4 separate regions of the Mus musculus genome follow, and regions 2, 3 and 4 are each linked to region 1. The links are chromatin loops, found by intact Hi-C in ENCODE. Cell type or tissue: heart. All regions are shown on one strand. Links, peaks and the distances in the headings refer to the core of each region. The heading gives the core; the rest is flanking DNA.

Evidence for each region. Hi-C counts contacts between places; a loop is a spot of excess contacts. Peaks named below come from ENCODE experiments on the same cell type or tissue, not always from the same donor. Only the 100,000 strongest peaks of a DNase experiment are listed, where the experiment ranks them.
Region 2: a loop joins it to region 1, with 2.1 times the contacts of the local background. A loop is called at or near these places in 4 of 42 quality-filtered maps.
Region 3: it touches region 1 in a loop (4-fold over the local background); 6 of 42 quality-filtered maps call a loop at or near these places.
Region 4: it touches region 1 in a loop (2.6-fold over the local background); 6 of 42 quality-filtered maps call a loop at or near these places.

The regions. Positions count from the first base shown.
Region 1 is chr13:30,657,162-30,663,096 of GRCm38, reverse strand. Dusp22 (dual specificity phosphatase 22) reads right to left here and starts at 3,038. Exons shown (of 7, transcript NM_001037955.4): 1 at 2,951-3,038. The coding sequence starts at 2,971. It overlaps Gm35158 (a long non-coding RNA gene), which reads left to right and starts at 3,054. Exons shown (of 3, transcript XR_382157.3): 1 at 3,054-3,646; 2 at 5,768-5,935. In heart, for the core only: a CTCF peak has its summit at 3,103; DNase peaks (open chromatin) are centred at 2,796 and 3,116; H3K4me3 peaks cover 1,644 bases; H3K27ac peaks cover 1,421 bases.
Region 2 is chr13:30,726,095-30,732,029 of GRCm38, reverse strand. No RefSeq gene overlaps it. Among named protein-coding and RNA genes, the nearest start is that of Irf4, 20 kb to the left of the region's middle. In heart, for the core only: a CTCF peak has its summit at 2,552; DNase peaks (open chromatin) are centred at 2,599 and 3,739.
Region 3 is chr13:30,978,609-30,984,543 of GRCm38, reverse strand. No RefSeq gene overlaps it. Among named protein-coding and RNA genes, the nearest start is that of Exoc2, 7.5 kb to the right of the region's middle. In heart, for the core only: a CTCF peak has its summit at 2,674; a DNase peak (open chromatin) is centred at 2,663.
Region 4 is chr13:30,970,820-30,976,754 of GRCm38, reverse strand. Exoc2 (exocyst complex component 2) reads left to right here and starts at 2,708. Exons shown (of 28, transcript NM_025588.2): 1 at 2,708-2,759. In heart, for the core only: no CTCF peak of the experiment used is centred there; a DNase peak (open chromatin) is centred at 2,754; H3K4me3 peaks cover 1,640 bases; H3K27ac peaks cover 1,354 bases.

The DNA.
Region 1 (5,935 bases), core at 485-5,484:
TTGGATGACAATCCTTTCCTCACTCCTTTTTCGTCTTACACAGAAAGTCATTCTAAATACATGTCAGCCACATCCGAGCCACCACTATGCTCAGCAGTGGACAAAACCAAGAACTCTGATCACAGAGCCCATGTACTACTTACAGTTTGTAAAAATTCACCTAAAATTCTCCTTTGCTTTTCCTAAGAATTTGAGTAGTGACTGGGAGAGGCATTGTTTTACACATCTGAGAGAGAAAACGGAGACTGGATTATGCTAACCACTGAAGGTCTTTTAGTTTTAAGCATCTATGAATCCAGGAAGCGAAAACTGGACTTTTTGATATCCCTGCCCTCTTAGCAACAGAGGGCTTCTCGTGGAAAATCCCAGCTGAAGGGAGAGTAGGCCTCCCACTAAATGCCAGGACAATATCCTTGTCTGCCAGGAAAGGCACAGGGTAGGAAGAGACCACCCGACTAGTCAGGAGAATGCTCATGAGCTAAACAATACTGGCAATGTCTGGAGGAGAAGATATCAGAGCCTGAGGTCCTTATTTCCTGTCCCCAAATGACACTCTTAAATTCCAAGGCATCACACAATTTGCCTGTAATCTTAGAATCACATCTCCATCACTAGCATCTTCTCTTGATTCGGTAAGTACATTGTTTTTTGCCGGGTGTGGTGGCACACACCTTTAATCCCAGCACTCGAGAGGCAGAGGCAGGTGGATTTCTGAGTTCAAGGCCAGCCTGGTCTACAAAGTGAGTTCCAGGACAGCCAGGGCTATACAGAGAAACCCTGTCTCGAAAAAACAAAACAAAACAAAAAAAAAACCACAAAAAACAAAAAACAAAACAAAACAACAACAAAAAACTACATTTTTTTTTCCTTTTCTTTTCCCAACTAGGGAAAAACAGAAACCCTGCTCCAGGTCAGACAATAACACATTAGAGACCTCTGGGTAAGGCTCTTGGTTACCAGCATCCAGTAATTTACCTCGCTGCTTCCTTGTCTTGTAATTCCGGTGATACCTTCTGATCTCAGATTAAGATGTTTACTCTACCAGGGAGCTTTTGCCTGGGCTGAAGATTACCCTCCTTTGGGATGACATCTACTTTGCTTACACACTAGAAGTTATCTTTAGAGCCTGATAAACTCCCCTAGCCCCATCCATCCCATACACGGGTATGGGGACATAGTAATCTGGGGTAGGCAGCGCCTGTTAGCCAATGGTTGGTTTTTGAGCATTTAAAATGTAGCAAGTACCTAATGAGAATTTAAGACTCCACAGGGAAAAAAAAAAAAGGTATTGCATAAATAATTTATTTATTGGTTGCGTGTTAAAATACTTTAAATATTCTCAGTTTAATAATATTCTTTACATGGTGATCATCTGTTCTAACTCTTCAAAGAAATTTCACTAGGAAAATGTAAATGATGTATCTGGTTCACATTATATTTGTACTGAACAAGCAGTGTCCTACATTGAGGAGGTCTGTAACAGACTTCTTGGTCCTTTCTGCTGGCTTTCCTCCCTCTGTTCCCAAAAGCACTACACCTAACATATATTCAGTACAGACTGTAAGTATTGAACCACTGAACATCTACATTTCTCTGTCCGTATAGTTTTCCATCTCTACACTAGAAACTGTGTCTGTACAAGCTGGTTATGATAATAAAATAGTCAAGGAATCTACTATAAGAAGTAAATAGCACAATGTGGATATGAATACTGCCACCTTCGCTGAGAAGTATGAAAAGAATATCCCTTAGGCAATCAATCACTTGTATACCTAAACCCATTCTTTCAATTAGAATATAAAATACTAGAAACCAAATGCAGAAAGGGACAGTAAACAGTGGCGCCAACTAGAAATGTCAAGGGAAAGCAAGCAGAGTCTGTCAGCCCCAGGCGGACATCTTCAACCGGTCTAATTTTAAAAGCAGAAAGCTCAGAGCGATGACTGATCCCTGTGCTAATGGGAACATAATACAAGCATATATTCATGAGAGGGAGTTTGTTTCAAATTTGATCACTGGCGAAAATAATAATAATAATAATAATAATATAATAATAATAATAAAATAATAAAATCCTAGTCACCAACACACAAAAGTCACAACGCACAAAAACATGGAGACTGTGCAAGGAGCATGCAGGCTTCCATCAAAGACATGTTCGTTCCCTCCTCGGTCTTGGATCTCTGCCTCAATAATCATTCCCATGGAAGTAACTAAACCACTGCAGAGCCCCTCGCCACAAAGCAGAGACAAATGTGAAAGGGTGAAGAAAGAAGGGGAGAAAGCGAGCCACACCGTTAGAACCTATAAACATGATGGATAAAGTAAGTGGAGACAAGATGGGGGGTAACACCAGAAGCTAACCAAACCCAGGACCATTTAAAATACTTGTAGAAGTACTTGTCTTAGTCCTGGGCATCCAGAGCCTTAGTAAGATTTCTCTTTGAACCAGCAAGTTCCTTAACCTTGAGACTGACACAAATAGAACCCGGAGGACTGTCACCGCCAGATCATCCTCAATCTAGGGGGTAGGGGTGAGAAAACCGGCCCAGAAGGTTTGGGCCACCACAGGGGCAAAGAAAGAGTTTCTAGAAGGCCTTGCGGCCACAACAGCCAGCCAACAGGTTGCCCTAAGGAAGCCCCACAACCCAGGGTCAACCAGCTCCAGACACCGAAAGCCATGTCAGTTCTAGGGTTTCCGTGAACTTCCCCCACCAGAGTGGCTTATCTGTGCACGCGCACACAAATCTGGGGAAAAGAGGAAATTACAGAAGCCGCCCATCTGGCCCGGTTCACCAATGCTGTGGGTGGCAGACGTCAAGGGGCCCGGTCTCAGGGGAGGGAGACAGACCAGCTCCAGCATGGGTCCCCCGCTCTCAAAGGGGCACGCTGTGCGGGTCAGGGCTGCGGAGGCTGCAGAAAAGAGGGTGCGGCCGGGACCGGACGTTACCTGGCTCATCCCACTCCCCATGGCCGCGCCGGGCTCGCCGCTCCGCGCTCGCGGGAGGAGACCGGGCGCGCAGCCGGGCGGGCAGGCGGGCGGGGCAGCGGGAGGCGGCGCCAGGGCGGCGCTCGCTGCGCGCTCCACCCGGGACGCGGCATTACTGTCCGGCCGTGCGGACGTCGGGGACAGCGGCCCTCGCCCCCGCGGCCGGACGCCCAGCGCGCACGCGCTCGTGCTCGCGCATGAGCCCCAGCCTACAACCCTGCAGTTTGCGCACGCGCGCCGGGTGGGGGGTGGGGTGGACGGAGGCAGGCGCAGCGGTAGGGGGGTCCCCAAGTCCCTAAAGGCGGTTTCCCCTGGGGCTCCCTGGTGCCAGTTACGGGCAGTGTCTCAGGCCTTGACTCCCCTGTTAGAGGGGCTCCCCTGTCTGGGTTTTCTGAGCCAACAAGGCGGGGGATTCCTGTGGGCCCTGCCCCACCCAACTCAGACCGAGAAGGAGCATGCTCTGGGAAAGGTGGGCTAGGTGACTCACCTCTGCAGAGACGTGACCCTGGTCGAGGAGAGGAACCCAACTGTCTCTAAATGGTCTTTTTCAGGGCAGTGTGTTGCAATGACTACCCCCAGAAAGCCCCCACGTACCTGCACTGCGGTTTTGTCTAGCGTGTGCATGCATTCTAGCATGTGGGCCATCTATCATCCTTGGTAATTTTTTTTTCCCCGAGACATCTGTGTAGCCCTGGCCCTGGCTGTCCTGGAACTCACTTTGTAGACCAGGCTGGCCTCGAACTCAGAAATCCACCTGCCTCTGCCTCCCGAGTGCTGGGATTAAAGGTGTGCACCTGGGATTAAAGGTGTGCACCACCGTGCCTGGCTTATCCTTGGTAAAATTTTAATTTCCTTTATAGGCACTAAGACCTGGGGGTTTGAACATCCCTTTCACTTGGGTAACCCAAGACCCTCAGAAAACACAGATACTTAACATTACTATTTAAAACAGTAGCAAAATTACAGTTATGAAAATAATTACAGTTATGAAAATAATTTTATGGTTGGGGGTCACCAAGTTATGAGTAGCCATATTAAAGAGTCACAGCATTAGGAAGATTGAGAACCACTGAACTAAAGGTTTCTCATTTCCATTTTGTATTCTTGACAACGCCCTACACCCAGTAGATGCCAGTACTTGTTGAATGAAGATAATGCCATGTTTCAAGCCCAATTCTGCTGGCCTTAGATCACCCTCCCCCTTCCTGGAATCAGCCCCAGGGGCTGCTCTGTTTTTTCTTAGACATCCTAGGCTTGATCTTACACAGGGTCCTGTGTTACTGACATCTCAACGCCCAATTCTTTGCATAGCTTTTTTGAGGTCTTAGTACAAAGGTCATCTCCCCATAGATTCTTCTCTCAACTAAAGCATCCAGTTTATAAGATATACTCCAGGTACCTATGACATTACTGTGTCATATTTTTTTCATACACTTAGGATCAGAAATTATACTTAATTGCTTAATATTGACCTATCTCATAAGCTAATAACTTCCTGAAAGAGGTCTTTCTGTCTTATTCACTACTTAGTCATATGTCTTCTGGGGCAGAAGCTAGCATAACATAGACTAAACATATGCCAAAATAATTAATGGGGATCTTGGCTGAGAAACCAGTGGGGAGGTTCTAAAAACAAACAAACAAACAAACAAGCAAGCCAGCCAGAAAAAAAGAACTGCTGTTGAGCTGGCCTAGCTGGGAAAGTTACTCACTGCCAAGCCAGATGACCTGAATTTTGTCCCTGACAACCACACAGTGGAAAGAGAGAACCAAGTTTTGTAAGTTGTCCTCTGACCATAGTTATGAGTGCACACACACACACACCCTAATAGATAAATAAAAATAAATAGTAAACAAAAAATGTGAAGAAAAGTATTTAAAAATTTAGAGTGCTAATAAATATTTGGGAAGAGCTTGACTCTGTCTAGTATGGTTGCTCTCCCTGTACACTCGTGTCCTGGGCAATACAAGGCACTCCCCCCACCTTCCCTTCCCTCCCTCAGTGTGCACTTGCATTGTTTCCTCCCTGGGGGATGAGATTCTGGTCTACTTCTGCTCCTCCTCTTTACAGGACTGGTCCTGCACTATCACCCTCTCATCCTCTTCCTCCTAATCACATGGGAAACCTACCCCCTCCCCTCTGTACCATAGTGTCATTATGCAATTATGCCTGCTGCTTAGAATCAGCATAGTTAAGGGACTCTAGTAGGGAAATCCCATGGTCAGCTTCTATCCCCAACTCCTAGAAAGATCATGGACCAGATGAGTCACTTTCTCAGCATTTGCCTCCTTACACGATCACTAGATGATGTGTTTAAAAGCAACTGGCCAGTGTTTATTCCTCTTCCTTCTCTTTAGGCTGTTGTTTTCAATAGAAAGGTGGACTTCTCCAAGCACAATTTGTTTATAGGTTGGTCTACACCCGTAAATCACAAGCGCAAATCATGTTTTTTCATCTGCCATCTATTTGGAATACTTCTCTCTGTGCCTATGCTTCTGTTGCTGTTATTGTTAATATTATTACTATTATACTTTAGATGACGAATTCCTCATTCCTGTCCCCTGACAGTCAGAGTTAGCATTCCTGCCTGCATTTGACTCTGCTCTTTCTAGCATACTCATCTCAAATCCTCAGGTTTCGTTTTTGAGAAGAGGAGGGAAAAAAAGAGCATCAGAAGTCGAGAGTCCGGTGGGTGATGGGCTGACTGATCAGTTGCTATTGCTTGATTGATTGCGAGACTTTCTTAACAAGAGTCTTTGTCTCCTCTCACTCCCTAGCTTCATCTTAGAACTTAAACCCACAGCCCAAATGAGTAGTTGTATGTCATATGCCTCGGCCAAAGCACGACTGAAAGGAAAAGAAAGGCAGACACTGGAGTGCAGGAAGAAGACACAAGGCAAAGCCCAGAATTCAAAAGTAGAAGCACAGATTGTTTTCTTTGTTTC
Region 2 (5,935 bases), core at 677-5,676, 69 kb before region 1:
TTCTTGCCTCGCTGTTCCGGTTCCTTGTAAGAAATGCAGTAGTTGAAAGCCACGTAGGCTGCCAGTACCATATTAATCCCCGAGATGCTGCCTTTCCGAATGCTGGTGTACTTGTAAGTATTGATCATGCCCTCTCTGGAAAGGCTCCTGCAGTACCACTGGGGATGAAATCCCGCATCAATATCCAACTCGGCCACTCTCCAACTTTAACCTCCACGAGCTTCTTCTTCTTCAGTGGCACAAGCACCGCCATCTTGCAGTCCTGGTGTCCGCAAACATCCAGCCGAGCGTGAGGGCTCCAGTTTCATTCTTATACATGTAGACCGTTCATTTTCTTTAGCAAACTTTGTTGAAGAGGCTGTTGTTAGGAGACAGTTTCCCCGAGTCCTCCTATCTCAGGGACAAGTTCCATCTTGCTGGTGGGACCAAACTGAGTTCACGTTCCCAGGTTCCAGAACTAACTCTTATTATATCTGCTTCCTCGGGCATTTCTGTTAATATGTAAAGGGTGCAAAGAAGAAAGCTGTCTATCCCGTTATCTGAACTAAGGCACACAGATAGGCAACTGCCTGTCTTAATTTAATTGACTATGTGCAGTTTGTCGACTCCTTTGTTCCATCATTATTCTAAATTCCAGACCAGAGTCCAGGAGAGGACCTGACTATAAAAGCTGAATTGGGACCCTGAAACCACGTGACCTGGATAAGACCCAGCCACCAACATTAAGTTCTTGACTAACTCCTTGTGTCAAAATATGATTGGTCAATGCAACAGTCCACTCGGTCCTCCACCCCACCCCCACCTCCTGCTTTGTGTTCCCATCCTATAAAAATATTGTACAGTTTCCCTTTGGAGGGTGCAGTTTCAGAGGCAGAACTGGCTGCCTCTTTGAAAGACTAGAAAATAAAGCTTTAATTTTTAAACTTCTGTCTCTGAAGTGAGTTTTTCTTGGCTTCCAATTAGAACCCAATAGCTGTCTTTTCATATATATATATATACATATATGGCATTTTTTGAAGATCAAGTGTCTGTAGCTGTGTGGATGAATAAATAAAGTTGAATGGTTTCATTATTATACAGTGGCTTACACTGAGTTCCATCTCTTTTTGTATTTTTTCCCCTACATCAACCCAGAGGTACATGGTGCTTAGCTTCTGCCAGGGCATTGGACATTTTGGTGATTCTATTTTTATCTATCTATCTATCTATCTATCTATCTATCTATCTATCTATCTATCTATCATCTATTTATTTATTGTGTGTGTGTGTGTGTGTGAGAGAGAGAGAGAGAGAGAGAGAGAGAGTCTTGATATGTAGCCCAGGCTAGCCTCACTGAACTCGTGGCGAGCATTCTGCCCCAGTCCCCTGAGTACCACTTTGCATGGCTCTCGTTTTGGTTTTGAGGGGAGCAGAATAATTTTTTTTAACGGCTAGTCCCTCTGGTAGTTTGGGGACCTCTCTGTCATCTGTGCTGTAATGTTTTTTTGGTACCGCTAGTCAGCGATTTTGCGGAATGTCTCTCCATTGCCCGATGCTTGTTCTGGTTACGTTGAGGTCAGTGCAGTTTTGGTAAAAGTCCCACAGAGGTGACACTGTGTCTTCAGTGCATGACATTAACGGTCATGTGACAGTAATGGGCTTATTAATGTCCCCGTTGCCCTTGATAGTCCAAGTAGGGCTCTAAGTAAAGGGTTTCCCCTCTGATCACCGATCAGGTTTTCTTTCTGGTTGGTGTCTCTCTTGGGAGAGATAAGTCCAGACTATGCAAATACAGCCTCTCCCACGTGCTGTGCCTGGTGACTCAGTGACTGGGTAGTCAGCCCAGAGTTAGCACTGTCCTAGGTAATGGCGATTTTGTACTTTTCTTGTCCGGTCCCCATTTACTTGCCTGAATTCTTCTACAAGCAAGAATGCCCCAGCCTTCTGTTTGTTGATTCATTCAATTCTATGTCAGTTTGGACTCCTGTACTTATTTTATTTTATTTTATTTTATATCATATAAACATTTTTCCTTTTTTATTGGCTATTTTCTTTATTTATACTTCAAATGTGTGTATTTGTTTTATTCCATGGGTTAGATGCTAATGTTCTCATAATTTGCTGTTCAAATTCAAATTACACCAGTTTGGTCCATCAGGAGTTTTTTTTTCTTTTTGTTTTTGTTTTTCTTTTTGATTGGCTCAGTAGCCTCTTGATGTGTTCCTTTCTTTTTCAAGTACTTCCTTGTTTTCTGGCTGCACAAATGTCTCAGGCTCCTCACATAAGCTCTCCCTTTCGAGTCTGGGCACCAACCACTTCTCCCTGAGTCCCACCGTGTGTTGGAGCTTTTTCCAAATCATCCCTGATTTCAATCAATACCTTCTTTTGGAGCTGCTGACCACCACAATCCTTACCACCTAGAGTAGCTCCCACACATCCTAAGCAGCTCATGGGTGGACGCACTCAGGAAGAACAAGCCAAGATCAGCCACTCCCATCTCCTTTAGTGGCCCTTGGTCACTCAGCAAACCGTCCTGTTGAGCAGCCAGAGAGACCGGACCCTGAAGCAATTCCAGCTCCTGCCAGCCTGTGGAGCCTGAAACTCGGAATCAAACCTCTGTCCTCATTTTTCTAAAAATAGTTCTTAAGGAGACAGGATCCCCGGACGGCACAGAGCCACCCAACATAGCACAGGCAGCCTGAAGATGGGAACTCTGGGCAGGGACATTAGTGGACATACATGTGTAAGAATTTATCAGTGGATATGCACAGGTAACTGAGAGCCATATCAAGAACCACTCAGCAGGCTGAGGACGGTAAACACTGTAGCCCGCTGACTGCGTGTTAGAGTACTGCTCAGTCTAGAGCTAAGTACTTGAAATCAGCATTCGGGGCTTTTCTTGGTTTGAATACTTTTCTCCATTCACTGCTACTTCATGGCTGGCACTAGGAGACACAGGGCTGCAGTCACAGAAATTCCAGAGTGGCAGAGTAAAGTGTTAATAATTTATGTCTTACAAGAAAAGTCATAGGTTTCCAGGGTCATACAAGATCGTCAAATACTCTGAGTCATTCCAGAGTGCAAGAACTGGGGAGCCTGTGGAGACTTGGGGTTGCCTTTGGAAGCTTGTGGGAACCCAGACTTTGAAGGTGCAGCCTGCTCTAGCCTCTGCTGCACTGCCTCCGCCTTCATTCTTCATCTGTCACACATGATGCTAATCCAACTGTGCAACTCACTTCTCTAGTAAGTGGAGATACCGTAGAGAGCAGCCCTTGAGACAGATGAGTACCCCCCATCCTCACCCCCACCCTACCCAACAGGCTTTGCACTTTTTCTTGTGGAAGGTGCTAGACAAGTGCTCTACCACTGAGCCACACCCCAGCCTATTTGTTGCTCCCTAGCAACATGCTCTTTTGGAACTTCTAGGCCACCAAGTCCAGATCCAAGTGTGACGGCACCATTTTGATTTGGCTTGGTTCTTGCCAGTGGGAGCTCCTACAGGCCTCCTCTCAACCTCCAGTGACCACACCTTCCCTGATGGTTCTACAGAGAGGCAGGGAATCTTCAAGCTTGACCTAAGGGGACTGATATGGGAAAGGCCCGCAGGGGAGGGGAGAGAGGCTTGTAGGGTGGAAGAGGGTTGCAAAGGGGAGAGGGTGCCGCCTTTGAGGAACCGAAAGAGCTGCAGGCTGAGCTGGTGGGCAAGCACTGAGGAGGTGGGGCTCAGTGGTTACTGCTGCAGCAGGCTGGTGCAAGGGAAGGCGCTCAGGTGGCTTTCAAGGGAATTGAAGCCTGGATGGGCTTCGGGACGGGCTGATTTAGGATGTAACAGTGATAACATCTACTGTTGGAGCATCAATCGCCACATAGATGGTATTGATACAGGGATGTTGCTGTTTGTCACTGCCACTGCTACTGTTGTCATTGCTTCTGCTGCCACAGGCATTGCTGGTGCTGCCCTCTGGTACTATATATCTTCCTGCTCTGCTGTGGCTACTGTTAGTACTCCTGCTGCTATGGCTGCTGTCCTCTGACACAATGGCTACTGGCCACCATCTCTTCTGTCTTCTGCATTAATCTCCACCCAAGAGACTGTAAGCAAAGTCCTGTCTTTTACCTTGATCCTTCTTCTCCATGTCTCAAGACTAGACCCCAGACACTCTTCAACACTGCTGATAATTTAAAGAGAAAGTGCTTGGACCCAGGTTCAGGGAGCTTGTCTCCTGGCCTTAGGAAGCTTCCCTTTGGAGACCAAGAGTGACTAGGAGGCAGCGATTCCACATAAACCTTTGTCAGCCACCACTAAGTACATCAGCCTGGGCTTCATGGAAAGGCGGTTTGTGCCCCAAGCTTTCACTTCTTAGACAGGCAGGTGCCAAGTATCTGTGCCATGCCAGGTATTATTCTAGGACCAGCCCCTCAGAACTTGCATCTGAGAGAGGAGTGGCATCTCATGCCTACACAGAGCTGCTTAGTCCTATTGCAACATTAAGTGCTAAGAGGTAAACTGAAGAAATCCTTAGCCTAGACAGAGACAGAGGCCTCACGTGGGCACCTGTAAGGTACTGCATGACCTAAGAGATGGTTCTACAGAGAGGTGGTCTCTAAAAGCCTGCAGGTGATTGTAGATCCTTCCTTGGGGACAACTGTGACTCACCATAAGTATCCTCCTTCAGTGGAGTTGTGGGTTCCAGTTTTAAGCAGAGAACCCTCAAGCAAACCAAGAGAACTCAATCACTATGCTTGAGATTAAACACTAGGCTGTTTAATACTGACTCTGTCTCACAGGAAGGAGGTGGGGGCATACCTTGGTCCCACCCCCATCCTCCCAGAGAGACAGACAGACACACACACAAATACACACAAACACACACACACAAACACACACTTACTGTCTGCTCTCTGTAGAAGTTTAGAGCACGTGGACTTAGGAAAACCCCACACTCACTGAATGAATGATTTATTCAATAGAATTTACAACAGACATCTCTGGGGAGGTTGGCATTGATGAGTAAGACTCCATCCCTTACTCTAAATACCGAATCCTCCCCGCCCCCCTCAGTGTGGCAATGTATCATCACATGTGCACAGATGAAGGTCTGTGGGGCAACAAAGAATGTGTCTGGGGGATGAGGAAAGGTTCTGAAAAGCTCAGTTTCGGAGAAGAGGGAGGTGGTAAGCTTCCTATGAGACGGCTCACCAAACCAAGGGCCTGCCCAAGCCGAATCCAAGTGGGTAAATCACTCTAAAGGGATGGCAGGAATTTCAGCACAGAGACTAGCAGCCTGGGGCCTAGCACGCTGGGCTCCAGGCTTTGCTACATCATGCCACAATACAGCTTGTTGTCCTGGCCTATGTAGCCAGTGTCAAGGAACTGAAAGACTATAGCCAGCACCAGACAACTCATTTAAATAGTTACCTGCAGACTTTGTGGTTTATAATTGAACCTTACACAGACTTGAGGACATGCTGTGTCTCACAGTCTATGTGCACTGTCAAGCCAGGTCTCATGAAGGTGCACTACAAGCAGCCCTCTTCTTGCTTCTAGCCTAGCCTGGGCTATGCTCTTGCTTCCCAAGAGGCAACCACAGTGATTTTGGCCCACTGTTTTCAATCTTTATACATGCACTTATAAACTAGATCTGACTTTCTTTTTCTTGTTTTAAAAAGGCTATGGGCATTTCCTGGACTTGGTGGTACATCCCTGTAATCCCAGCAGCACTTAGGGGGCCATGGTAGGGGGATGCTGTTCCTGAAGCCAGCCATAGCTACATAGCAAGACTTGCCTAAAAAAAACACCGCACAAAACAAGAAACAAACAAAAACAGACAAGGTTGTAGAGAATATATTTGAAATGGACAGTAACTGTACTTTTATTATATATATATTTTATTATGTATTATATACATTTAGTTTTACAAAAAGAGCAAACATAACAAAATGTTATCGGTGGTTA
Region 3 (5,935 bases), core at 347-5,346, 320 kb before region 1:
GTTTTCCTTACCTCCTATTTTTTCTCTCATAGTTAAAGAAGTTCATTTGGGGTGGGGGATCGTGGTTATGCAAATATTGCCTAGCAAACTGTTCTTTCTTTGACTATACATATACAGGCTGAATGACAATCATTTTTCACACAATATTGGTTATAAATTTGAAACTCATTATCTAAGATGTGCCCTACATATAATAATCACAATACCTTTTGTTTACATGGCTTTTCATAGACTATAACCTGCTAGGAGGCTAACCTGCTTAAAAGGTGTATTAAATTCAATAAAAAAAAATAAAGGAAAATGAGTTTATTATTTCTTTAAGGTAAACACTTTCAAAGTAGAATTAGCATGCGGCACAGGAAATGTATATATTTAATCTTAAATGGCTATTCAGAATAGCCAATCTAGTGAAGAATAAAATCATTAAATTCTCCCCCTTTTAGCAAATGGCTAGGAAAAACTCATTCATTGTGTAAAAGTGAATGTGTTTAATTTAAAAAGTAAACCACACCGTGGCAAATGCAGCACCTTTCTTTCTTTTTAATTTCTAAGTTATTATTATTATAATTATTGGTTTTTTCCCTCTCTCTTGCAGTAGTATGCTAAGCTTTGGCCTGACTATATTATTATATCATATTGTATTTTATAAAATAAATAGCTCTAAGGTTATGGTGTATTTAGAAGCCTAGGCTGTTGTAAATAAGTCTGAATAAATTGGACTTTTTACAGTGTTTACTATTTTTAAAAATACCCTAAAATAAAATTAATTTCTTTTTAGTATTTCCTATTAATCACATCTACTTTCCTGTGATCAATAAATTTTAGAATGTCTGAGGGGGTTCTCTCGGTGTCAAATAATAAATCTAAAATGTTTTTTTTAAAGAAATGTATTTCAGAGTATGAATAAAAACAGAAGCACCTTTTGTGACTTACCCTCTCCAGGGTGGGGCCCAGAGCTGTCATTTCATTTTAACAGAGATGTGTTGCTTCACGGTGTATTTTACAATTTGCAGACTTAACCCACAGATGAATTTACACACTGTCCAAAAGAAATTAATTCCTAGAATTTCAAAACTGTGTCTCCTGCAAATGTAAGGAGGGCTTACAGGACAGAGGGCAGACCATCATCTGCAGTGTGCCTGGAACAGGCAGGGCTCCTAACCGGTGCCGTGAAACAAACGACAGAAGAGCCTAGGTATGAGCCACCCTCTCCGATTAGTTCTCTCTTAAAACTAAATGACTTAGAACACTGGCCCATCTGTAGAGTGTTGGATTGTACAATTGTTGGATCTCTGAGTCAGCTTTCTACATCTGACTTCCAACTGTAAACAACTCATAACTCACCTGATTCGGATTAGTTTATCCCAAGCATGAGGCAGAATAAACCAGGGTTCCTTCAGAACCCTTTTCTCATAAGAGAGGCAGCAAGAGGCACTAAAGTTAAGAGAGCAACCGGCCTGTGGGCCTACAGACTGGCCAATGCAAGCTGTCAACTCACTTTCGGATCGAAGCTAACGCTGTGGTCAGGAAGCCCAAACCTTCCCAAACACAATTCTCTAGTTACATATTCCTCTGATCTGAACAGATGTCGAAGGCAAAGAACCTTGAGATGAGCCACAAAATGAAATATGTTAATTAGAAATGGAGTTAATTAAAAAGAAAGTTGGAACCCACTGTCAAGACTCTTTTCACATGGGGTTGTGCTGGAGGCCCCAAAACTCTAGGGAATAAATATTGAAATTATGGCAGAAGGATGCAAAGTAGGCTACAACGTGGTTAAATAAAAGAGAATCTAAACACCCTAAAGGTCCTGAGACCCCACAGCTCTTGACATCCACACCTAGGCCCATTTCCAGTGGAGTTTGCCTCTGTTTACCCATTGAGCTTTTTGTAGGAGCTTCTACTTCCAAGTTCTTTTTAAATTTTTTATCTTTTTGAGCAAATGTGTGTTTGTTTGGTGTGTGATCCTGCGTATGTATGACTTTGTATATGTACATACATATGTATAAATGTATGTAGATAAAAAGTGCACAAATGAATGGACACATGTGCACATGAGTATATGCATGTGGAATGTGCACACAGTGTGCATTTATATGTGTGTGTGAGTGTGTGTATGTGTGTGTGTGTATGTGTGTGTGTGTGTGCATGTGAGCTTGTATGTGCCTGTGAGTGTATTGTGTGCTTGCACTCATGGTATGAGCAGTCACAGACATCTGTTAGAGTTTTGAAAAGAAAGAACTTCTGATCTTAGGAAAATGGGCTCTGCTTAAAATAAGAAACGGAAGGAAGGAGGACAGGAGAAAGAAAGGAGATGCAAGGAGAGGGAGAGGGAAACTTGAAACTTCTTCTTCTTGCCTTCCCTTCTCTCTCTCCATCCCTCTCTCCCTTTCTCTTGTTTACCAATAATTCAAGCTTGTATAGTGTCAGCTAGTTTTGAGTGTGCCATAGCTTTTCTCGCCTCAATATTGAAATGATATCTTTTGGAAATAGAGGGTGTGAAGGTAATTCTCAGTCTTTATGACCTGGAGATGAATTCCTTACCCAGAAAGAATAGCAAGTTGATGTTTTCCACCTTCACAAAAGGTCAAAATGGCTGCTAGGGCTTTGTAGCATATTTTGGTGGCCACCATGGAAGATAGCCCCATGGAGAAGGTGCATCCCTGGACTGGCCACTAGGGTGTGCAGTATGTTTACCCTGGTTTGAAACACACAAGGGGACCTAACCAAACTACATGGAGAGTTTAATACTTGGGAATTCACTCTGGTGAATATTGAGAAGGTGTCTAGCTCTGTTTCTCGGAAATTAAAAGCCTTTATTAATCACAGTGATCAGAAGCAATGTATCATTAGCAGCAATATTAAAGATATGCTAAGATATACTGTGGCAACATGAGTTCATTGATCAGAGTTACTCAGTAGCTTTCTATATATTTGTTAAATATCTAAGTAAGCGAATTGTGAAGGTTTTGTTGAATAAATAGTTCACTAGATGATGTGTTTTTACTTCCTAACCTGCTTCTCTATTTAGAAACATTTCTTATTTCTATTTCTATTTAAGAATATTAAGAGCTCCTGGGCTTATAAAAGTTAAGCTGATGTTTCCATTAATTTATATGCCAAGAAAATACTGAGTATAGGTGGAAAGCTTTGATTCTGTGAAATAATTCTCTAAAGAAACATGAGGATCCTAAATGACTTTGGTCCTCTAAATGTCATGAAATGTGTCACATTTCTGATAAGTTTAAGGCAATTAATGTGAAATAATTAGTCTTTTCGTCTTATTTATTTATTTACTTATTTTGATACTCAGTCTCACTCTTCAGTCTAGACTGATCTGGAACTCTGAATCCCAAGCTGGCCTTGAACTTGTAGTTATTCTTCTGCCTCAGTACTTCAGTCTTCCAAGTGCTGGTATTGTAAGTGTGATCCAACACACTAGAAAGTTATTAGATTCTTAGCATCTACATGCAGTTTTAAAATATATTTGAATAACTTGTCACCAATCTACAAAAATAGCCATTATAGTGTATATTTGACAGAGTGATTTGCTGTGATGTTACATGTACCAACCCTGCTTTCCTGTTTTTAAAAAAAGAGAAATGACTTTGATTTTGTAGTGCCATTAGCGGAATCACAAGCAGGGACGATGCTAAGGCAAGTCTTCTAATACTGAGCAACATCTATATCTACTTCAAATATTTCTCTTTTTGTGTCTCAACAAGCCTCCATAAGGAGTATGCAAATCATGTAAGTTATTACATTTTTCACTGTGAATAGATTCATGTTAAACATCTTGAAGACTGATGGCTATGAGACATTAAACATCTTAAAGTAATAAAGACCCACTGTAAAGAGATTAATTGTGACAGTAGCCTTCTGCATGGTATAATTTCCACCTTCCAATCCTTCTTACATAACTAAGTTTTCCCATGAACTTAGCCAGCAGTGTGGCCCTTCATTTGGTTCCACACAACATTTGCTACATTTAAACATGCCTGAAAAACAAGCAGATTCTTCAGTGTTTCGGTGGCTATTATCTGAGTTGTTAAAGATTTTCCTCTAAGACTTTTTATGAGGCAAACTGATTTGGATCAGCCAGCTCCAATAGTCCCATAGTAAACAGTGACCAAACAACAAAATGTGATCATGAACAAACAAACAAACAAATAAATCAAACAAGATTTTTTTTCATTTATTTTTTCCTGATATCCAAGATTACGTTCTGGGAAACTATTACAGTTATTATTTGCCGTTCTCTGTCTTGATGGAAGATTGGCTTAATGTTAAGAGAGTAAGAGCTACTGCGTAGAAAATGAACAATGCCATTCATATAAGAAGCCTCGGGATCTGGCACTGCTGGTGCACACCTTTAATCCCATCACTCATGAGAAGAGACAGGGGGATCTCTCTGAGTTGGAGGCCAGCCTGTTTTTCAGTGTGAATTCTAGGACAGCCAGGGCACACAGAGAAACCCTGCCTTGAAAAACAAAACAAAACAAAACAAAACAACAAAATGTCTCAGTCCACATTCTTGGAAGTGAAGAGTTTGATTTGAATTGCTGCAATGTGCACATACTGCAGATCTTTCTGAATTAGCAAGTGGAAAGTTTACATTTTGTATAGAAAAAAATGTTTTATTTTAATTTTTTTTGTTTGATTGTTTTGTTTTTGTCGGGGTGTGGTAAATTGCTTCCTGGAAGAATCAGCTAGAAGCAGACACCTTTCAAGGGAAAAGTTATTGTGTTACAAGTCGTTAAGGAAATTCTGAAGCTATAGACCATCAACTAAGTGTGTCACAGGTCCCCTGCCTATGTGATGTGGGAAGCTGACTAATCTCAGGTCTGAGAAGCATCCCGGGATCCTTCAAGAGTTAATTGATACTCTATTTCTCTTCAAACAGGCCAAGACCCATGCGGGGGGCAGGGCAGATAGAGTGCTGCACTTGGTGTCTTTATGCTTTTGACTCATAATCTTCTTGACTTACAGAGCTTCTGGCTTGAGATGATATTTACTGGAAAGGATGCTGGCAACTGCAGAGCCAGTAGTTATCAGCCTATTTATGTATAGCAAGGGCCTAGGAAGCTGCATGGTGCTTACTGGTTTTTTCCTGGCTATTTATCAGCATGTTGACTTGTCCCACCATGGCTGGTCATTTTTCCATCAGGCAGCTGAAGAGGACTGAACTTTACAGAAAGCTGGAACTGTAACCAAGGTCTGGACATTTTCTTTCAAAAACAGAAAAAAAGGAAAAGCAAACTTCCTTCTGAATGTGTTCTAAACAAAGGCATGCTTGCAAATTGGAGACACTTAGCAGCAGTAACAATTAGAGTTCAACAGATCTGAAACACAAAATGACATGATGGAGCGTATAGCAATCACTGACATTTTTTTTTTTCCTAAAATGAAGTTTCCATGAAGCTTATCAGCTACCAAGGGTATATCTTCTGCAGATGTATAATTTTAATTTTCTTTGCTTTTAAATGAAATTTTGTAAGAATGCTCCGTGTCCATAGGGTCTGGGAAAGCTATTGTTTATCTGAAGGAAGTATAACATTCATGCTTGTGCATTCACCTACATTTCTAGCTGATAATGGGATGGGTACGTATCACATTGACTAGAGAGAAAACATCGAAGCATAAAACATCCAAGGTCTGAAAAATATGACAACACACAGAAAGAATTGCTTCATGGAAAAAGCAGAAATTCAATAAAAATGAAAAATTGAAAACACAGCGTACATATTTATCATTATATTATTTTTTTTATTACTTTACTTCATGGTTAGCCTGCAAAATGCCTTTTGAGGATTGTACCTTAGCACAGTAATTATTTCCAGGGTGGGAGGCTAACAGGGAGGTGGGGAAGTGATTGAGGACCAGGCAGCAAAGGATTATAGAAACAGAGGCAGAGGGAGCTGTCTCAAAGTTCTGC
Region 4 (5,935 bases), core at 530-5,529, 310 kb before region 1:
GTGCTCAGCACATCTGCACTACTGCATGGCAGGAAGAGCCAGATGGTCGGGGTAACAGTAACACCAGGCCTCCTCTTTAGAGCCAAGTTTATTTACAATTTTCAAATTGAAATATGCAAATTTCAAGTAAATAAAAAGCCCACGGGGCTCCATTTCACTGTAAAGTTGATCAGAGACATATGACTCTGCTGAAGACTTTTCACACTGAGACCTGGAGCCAATGAGAAATGGAGATTGCTAGGTTCATATCAGGGCAGTTGCTAGGAGCACAGGATAGCTAAAACGAAGGTAAAAAGGACATGAGTCAAAGGGTTTCCTAAACCAAGAACCATGGCTAAGGAATTTCTGAAAGAGCTCGGGTTGTGTGACAGACAACCTTGCAGGCTTTCAAATTGTCTCTGCAGCTTTAACCACGAAGGATGCCAACACTGGTAGTATTCGCTTAAAGCATGTCAACTGTCACTATATCGTCAAAATTTATCAAACATTGCTTTTTTTTTCTTTTTGCTTGGCTGTTTAGCAGATTTTGAAGTAGATGGCTAGAAATAGATCTCTCCCCACAGCTTTGGTGAACACTTGAATCTCAGCTTTTCATCCTACAACCATTTTGTGAAGCACACACAATCCCTTCTCTCAGGAAGTTCAAGAGTAGGACAAGAGAGTAAATGAAGAGACTGGTACTCTGCTGACAGGTCTAATGGATGGCCAGCCTGGTGGACTGAATCATTGTCACAGTGGGTCTCTGTGGTACATACTATGAGAATGAATATGGCAGGAATGCCCCAGCAAGGACAACTAACTAATCGTTAGCTTCTCCTAAGAAGGCGCCTTAAGAGATGGCATCTTTACAGTTGTGTTGAGGGTTAGGTTGCACACTAACTATGTATGGCCCCTTTCAAGCTGACATGCCATGCAGTACTGAGTACTTAAGGTATTGATGTAAGGCAAAACAGATACATAAATTATCCAGGGAGCCTAGTGGTGTCTCCTGGTGTTTCCGAAGACTGTTTTAGATAGATTGGAAGTACTGTGTCAAAATCCTTCTTTTTAGTTCTAATGAAATCTGAAAGTGTTGAGAACATAAACCTATACAATGATTTGTAGCCTCAGTGGCTACCGTAGCAATTTTAGTTTTAACAGTTTTATTTTCTGGCAACTTCTGCACCAGTGTTTGCTAGTTAGTTTCAGGGTTAGGAGCAGAAACTTGAGGGAGGGGAAAAATAAAGAAAATTGTACCAGTGTTCTTTATGTTAACAAAAGAGTCTCTTTCCTCTTCTGAGTGTTTCTGTTTCACTAGCATAGTATATTTATTATTATTATTTTTTTTTGATCCAGGGAAAACTCTGTGAGTTTTCCAGAGCCACCATTCTGGCTTTGATGATAGGCAGCCTTACCTGACAAATGGCATGTCACTGAGACCTGAAGGGTTTTGTTTCACAGTGAAAGGCTCCGTGACTGCCAGAGATTTCTTACAGTATTTCCTTAGGACCTCTGCTGCCAAGTCTCTTGCTCACGAATAAAGAGTGTTCCCTTGATCTTCAAAATGGATGGTCTGGAAACACTTTGACGTATCTTCTCACAAATAGGAGAGAAAAATGAAGCCATACAATATCTCTTAATTCATAGTGCCTGTACGACACCCTCTTCAGTGTATGTACTGAATGAAGCATAAGGTATGCTTCACAGAAAGATATCTGAAAAAAAAATAGCTTAGGCCAGTGGCTCTTAACCCCCCTGGGGGAATGATCTTCACGCAGGGGTTGTTTAAGACCATCGGAAAACAGATATTTACATTGCCTTCATAACAGTAGTAAAATTACAGCTATGAAGTAGCAACATAATAATTTTATGGTTGGGGGTCACCACGATATGGGGAACTGTATTAAAGGGTCTCAGCATTAGAAAGGTTAGGCTGTTATTGGTCTTAGATAATGGGCACCCCGTAGCTACTTCTCTCCACAGTCATGGCAACACAACCACAGGTAGACCCTATGCTTCTGCCATTATCCTCTGCTGAAGATCACTGTCCTTCGTTCCTGCTACAGAGGAAGCCACAGGGATATGTCTGCTTCAGTTCAGCTGGCCATCTCCAGAGTCCACAGGAGGGTACCTTCAAACCTTAGGGCTTATGGGCTGTAGATAGCAGTCGTTTCTATAATATGGGGGTCTTGTGAGTTTGCAAATCAATTTGCCACTCAGACCCTTGGGACCCCAAAGCTCTGACCTGTGAGAAATCTTAATAAGGCGGGCACTCCTGGCTAGATGCAGTCCTTTGACTGAGGTTTGCCTCTTGACCTGGTGCTGATCCCTGACCGCTGTGGACTCTTGGGCAACATCTACTGTGACTCTAACCGACTGTATCCTCTTTACCCCTCCCCTCTTTTTCCTCCCCGAATTCCACCCTTCCACTTTCTCCCTCTCCTCCTTTCTGCTTCCCTCCTTCTTTTCTCCCTTTCCCATCAATTCCTCTTCTCCTTTCCACCTCTCCACCCTTCTCTCCTCCTCCCTCCCCACTTTCCCTTTCTTCCCTCTCTGTCCACTTCCATGCCGTCGATATCCTCTAACTTCCCTTCTCCATAGTCTGGTCCTCCTTCTATTCCTTCCCCTCTGGGAAGAGGCGGTCCATCCAGCACTCGGTGCTCGGCTAGGCGGCGGATCGACGCGCTCGGCGCTCGCGGCGTGCGGAAGTGCGGCCCTAGTGCTGGCTGCGGCGGCCTGGAACCGGTTGGCTGGGACCTGACACCGCCTGCAAGCTGCAGGTGAGTGTCGCGTCCTGGGTGAGGACGCCCCGGGTCCGGAGTGGAATTCCGCGGTGGCACGGGACCGTCGGGGCTGGGCGACCTGGGGAGGCGCGGTGAGGGACCCGGGGCGCGGGGCTGAGTGTGGGAGCCGCGGGCCGAGCCTTCCCCACCCGCCTCCGCGCAGGCCGCCGGGCTGGACCCGGAGGAGCGGCTGGTGTGCAGGGTCTGCTTGGAATCTGTTTAAGTCCCCCGCGCTAACGTGGACGGGAAGCTTGAATGGTTTCCTTTACTACTCTGGGAGCAGCAAGTGCGGGTTCAGCCACACCTCCATTCGGCCATTTGAATGCCTTACACTAAAAACACTAATGGCAACTGGTTATCTCTCTACTAACTTTGTTTATAAAGCTTAGCTTGTGATGGCCCAGGCTTGGTAACAGATTCCCCCAATGGCAAGGAACTGAAAGTCAAAACAAGAATGATCTAAGTGTGAACAATTTGTGATTCGAAAGGTGACAGAAAGACGCTGATGTGTGCTTGCCTCTTACATGTTCTCTTTTGTTTGACACAGTAGACAGTATTTTTAAGCAGGGGAACCTCTGTTTGTTGGAAACAATTTTTGGAGTTATTAGAAAGTAGTCCTTTTTTTTTCTTTTTCAATTATTTAATTTACTGTACCAGACATTTTGAACTATTACCTTCCAAAAGGTGATACCTTGAAGATTACATTCAAAACATTTGTAAAGGCTGTATTCTAGTATGGGGCTTCTTCAACTTTTGCCACCAAAAATTTATAAAGAATTTCCATGGTTTTATATGTAAGTTTATAAAATAGGTAGACAATCTATGTATTCACTATCTGTAAATCACAAAGCTTTTTATTTTAGGACAATTTTTGTATACATCAAACTTACCATTTATTAAAGATGAAAGCATAGAGTTGGATAACTCGGTTCTTTTCACATACATAGTTAAGTCTTGGTTTAATATTTGTAACTACGGGACACTGAGCATCTTCAGGGCTTTCCAGAGCTGATTGATTATTTTAATTTTCTAATCATCGGTAGGAAGAGCAGTTCTACATACAAATACATAGTACACAGTGGTAGAAGGACAGTTAGAAACATTTTGGAGATTGTTGCAAATTTGTCCTTACTCCCAAGCCGAATCCATTGGTGATCTTTTAGAACTTCAAATCAGCAACGTAAAAACCAGTTTTTCAGATTAAAATTCGGACACAACACGATTTAAAGACCCAATCACTTGGTGATTACATGCTGAAGAATGCCAGTAGGGAAATGTGAATAGTCTTTGTTTTCTGTAATAAAACCATTTTTCTCCTTTAAGAACAGAACATTTTGTTTGTGTGTGTGTATATACGTATATACATATGCATAATATATACATATATACACATACATATATACATATATGAATACACACATATATGTATACACACATATATGTATGTGTGTATATATGTATATATTTGTTTGTATGTATGTATGTATATATGTAGTGTGTTAGTTTTTTCAGTGTTGTAACCAAGTACCTGCTAAGCAGTTTAAGGGAAGAAGGTCTCACTCCAGTTTATAGATTGGAGTTATATAGCCTATGCTAGTGAGGCTGCCTCATAGTGGCAGGACTGTGCCCTGGGACCCCTCAGGAACAGGAAGCAGATAGAAGTCAGGATGTGGGGCTGGGCTCTGAAACCTCAAGTCCCCACCCCCTAGTGACTCACTTTCACAACAAGGCTCTTCATCTGTAAGCTTTCATAACTGCCTAAAACAGTGTTAGGAGGTTCTGAGCCTATAGGAGATATTTTCTATTCAAATCGTAACATACAGTGAAAACAACTGCTATTTGTAACATATAGTACTTTGACGCTGAGTTGTAGGGTTTGGGTTGAATACTCTTGGGTACTTCATGACATGGCAACGTGCACAGAGAGAAAGTTCAGAACCAAGGCTGGGATGAAGTTGGATTGAGTACTGCTGGTAACACCTTTGATTCACTATGGATTTCATTTTTTAATTCATTTTTGATCCCATGTGTTTAGAAGACTTTCATTTCGCTTTTTCTTTTTTTTCCTCTCTCTGCATTCAGTTCCACAACCCTGTATAACCTACAGGATTGCCACTCACAGTTTAAGAATCTGTATTCTGGTAAAAGACTTGGTACCAAATAGAATCTCTAAGTGTATAGCTACAGCAGGATCTTACCACGTAGGAAACACTAGGGATAAACTTGTCTCTCAGTTATCTTTTCACACAGGCTGTGGTTTTACTCTTCTTTCTTTGAGAGGGTCTCACTATTGATTGATCACTATTCAGGTTGATCTTTTGTTTTTTTTTTTTTTTTTAAAGATTTATTTATTTATTATATGTAAGTACACTGTAGCTGTCTTCAGACACACCAGAAGAGGGAGTCAGATCTCATTACGGATGGTTGTGAGCCACCATGTGGTTGCTGGGATTTGAACTCAGGACCTTTTGGAAGAGCAGTCGGGTGCTCTTACCTGTTGAGCCATCTCACCAGCCCTCAGGTTGATCTGAACTCTTTGACTGAAGTGATCCTCATACCACAGTTTCCTCAGTGCTGAGACACATCACTATCTATGCCTGGCTTTTCTGTACTCAGTGTTAGCAGGCCCAGGTTCCTAGTAATGCCTACTACATAGTACACATACTACACATGTTTTTAATGTTTATCTAGTAGATGAGTTTTAGGCTTATGTTAAAGTAGGAGATTTTGAGATTGATTGCAGTGGGAAATAACTTCCGTTACCAAACGGTTTGAGGAAGTATGGCATGATAAACTCTGGGGATGTAGGTGTGCATGCCCTTGACTGCCTGCAGCGCTGGGATGGTAGGGACCACTGTAATCACTTTACAGTGGGTTTATGTTGAATAGAGGAATGATGCTATTGGTGCAAATGGGCACACTTCACCTAATTGTGGACACACAGGGAATTTTGAAGCTGTGAATACACACATAGGCTTTTTTGATCTCAATTTGGATATTAAAGTCAAATTTATTTTGGTGTAGGAATTAAAGCAACCATTCAGCTCTCCATGTGCTACGGCCAGCCAGCTGCATGACAACAACTGGGTTACTCAGCATCTCTGAGCCTTAGTTTCCCTTTTTGTGTATTCAGAGAGACTATATAAAACCTGATTATCTCAGTGTGCAGTGTG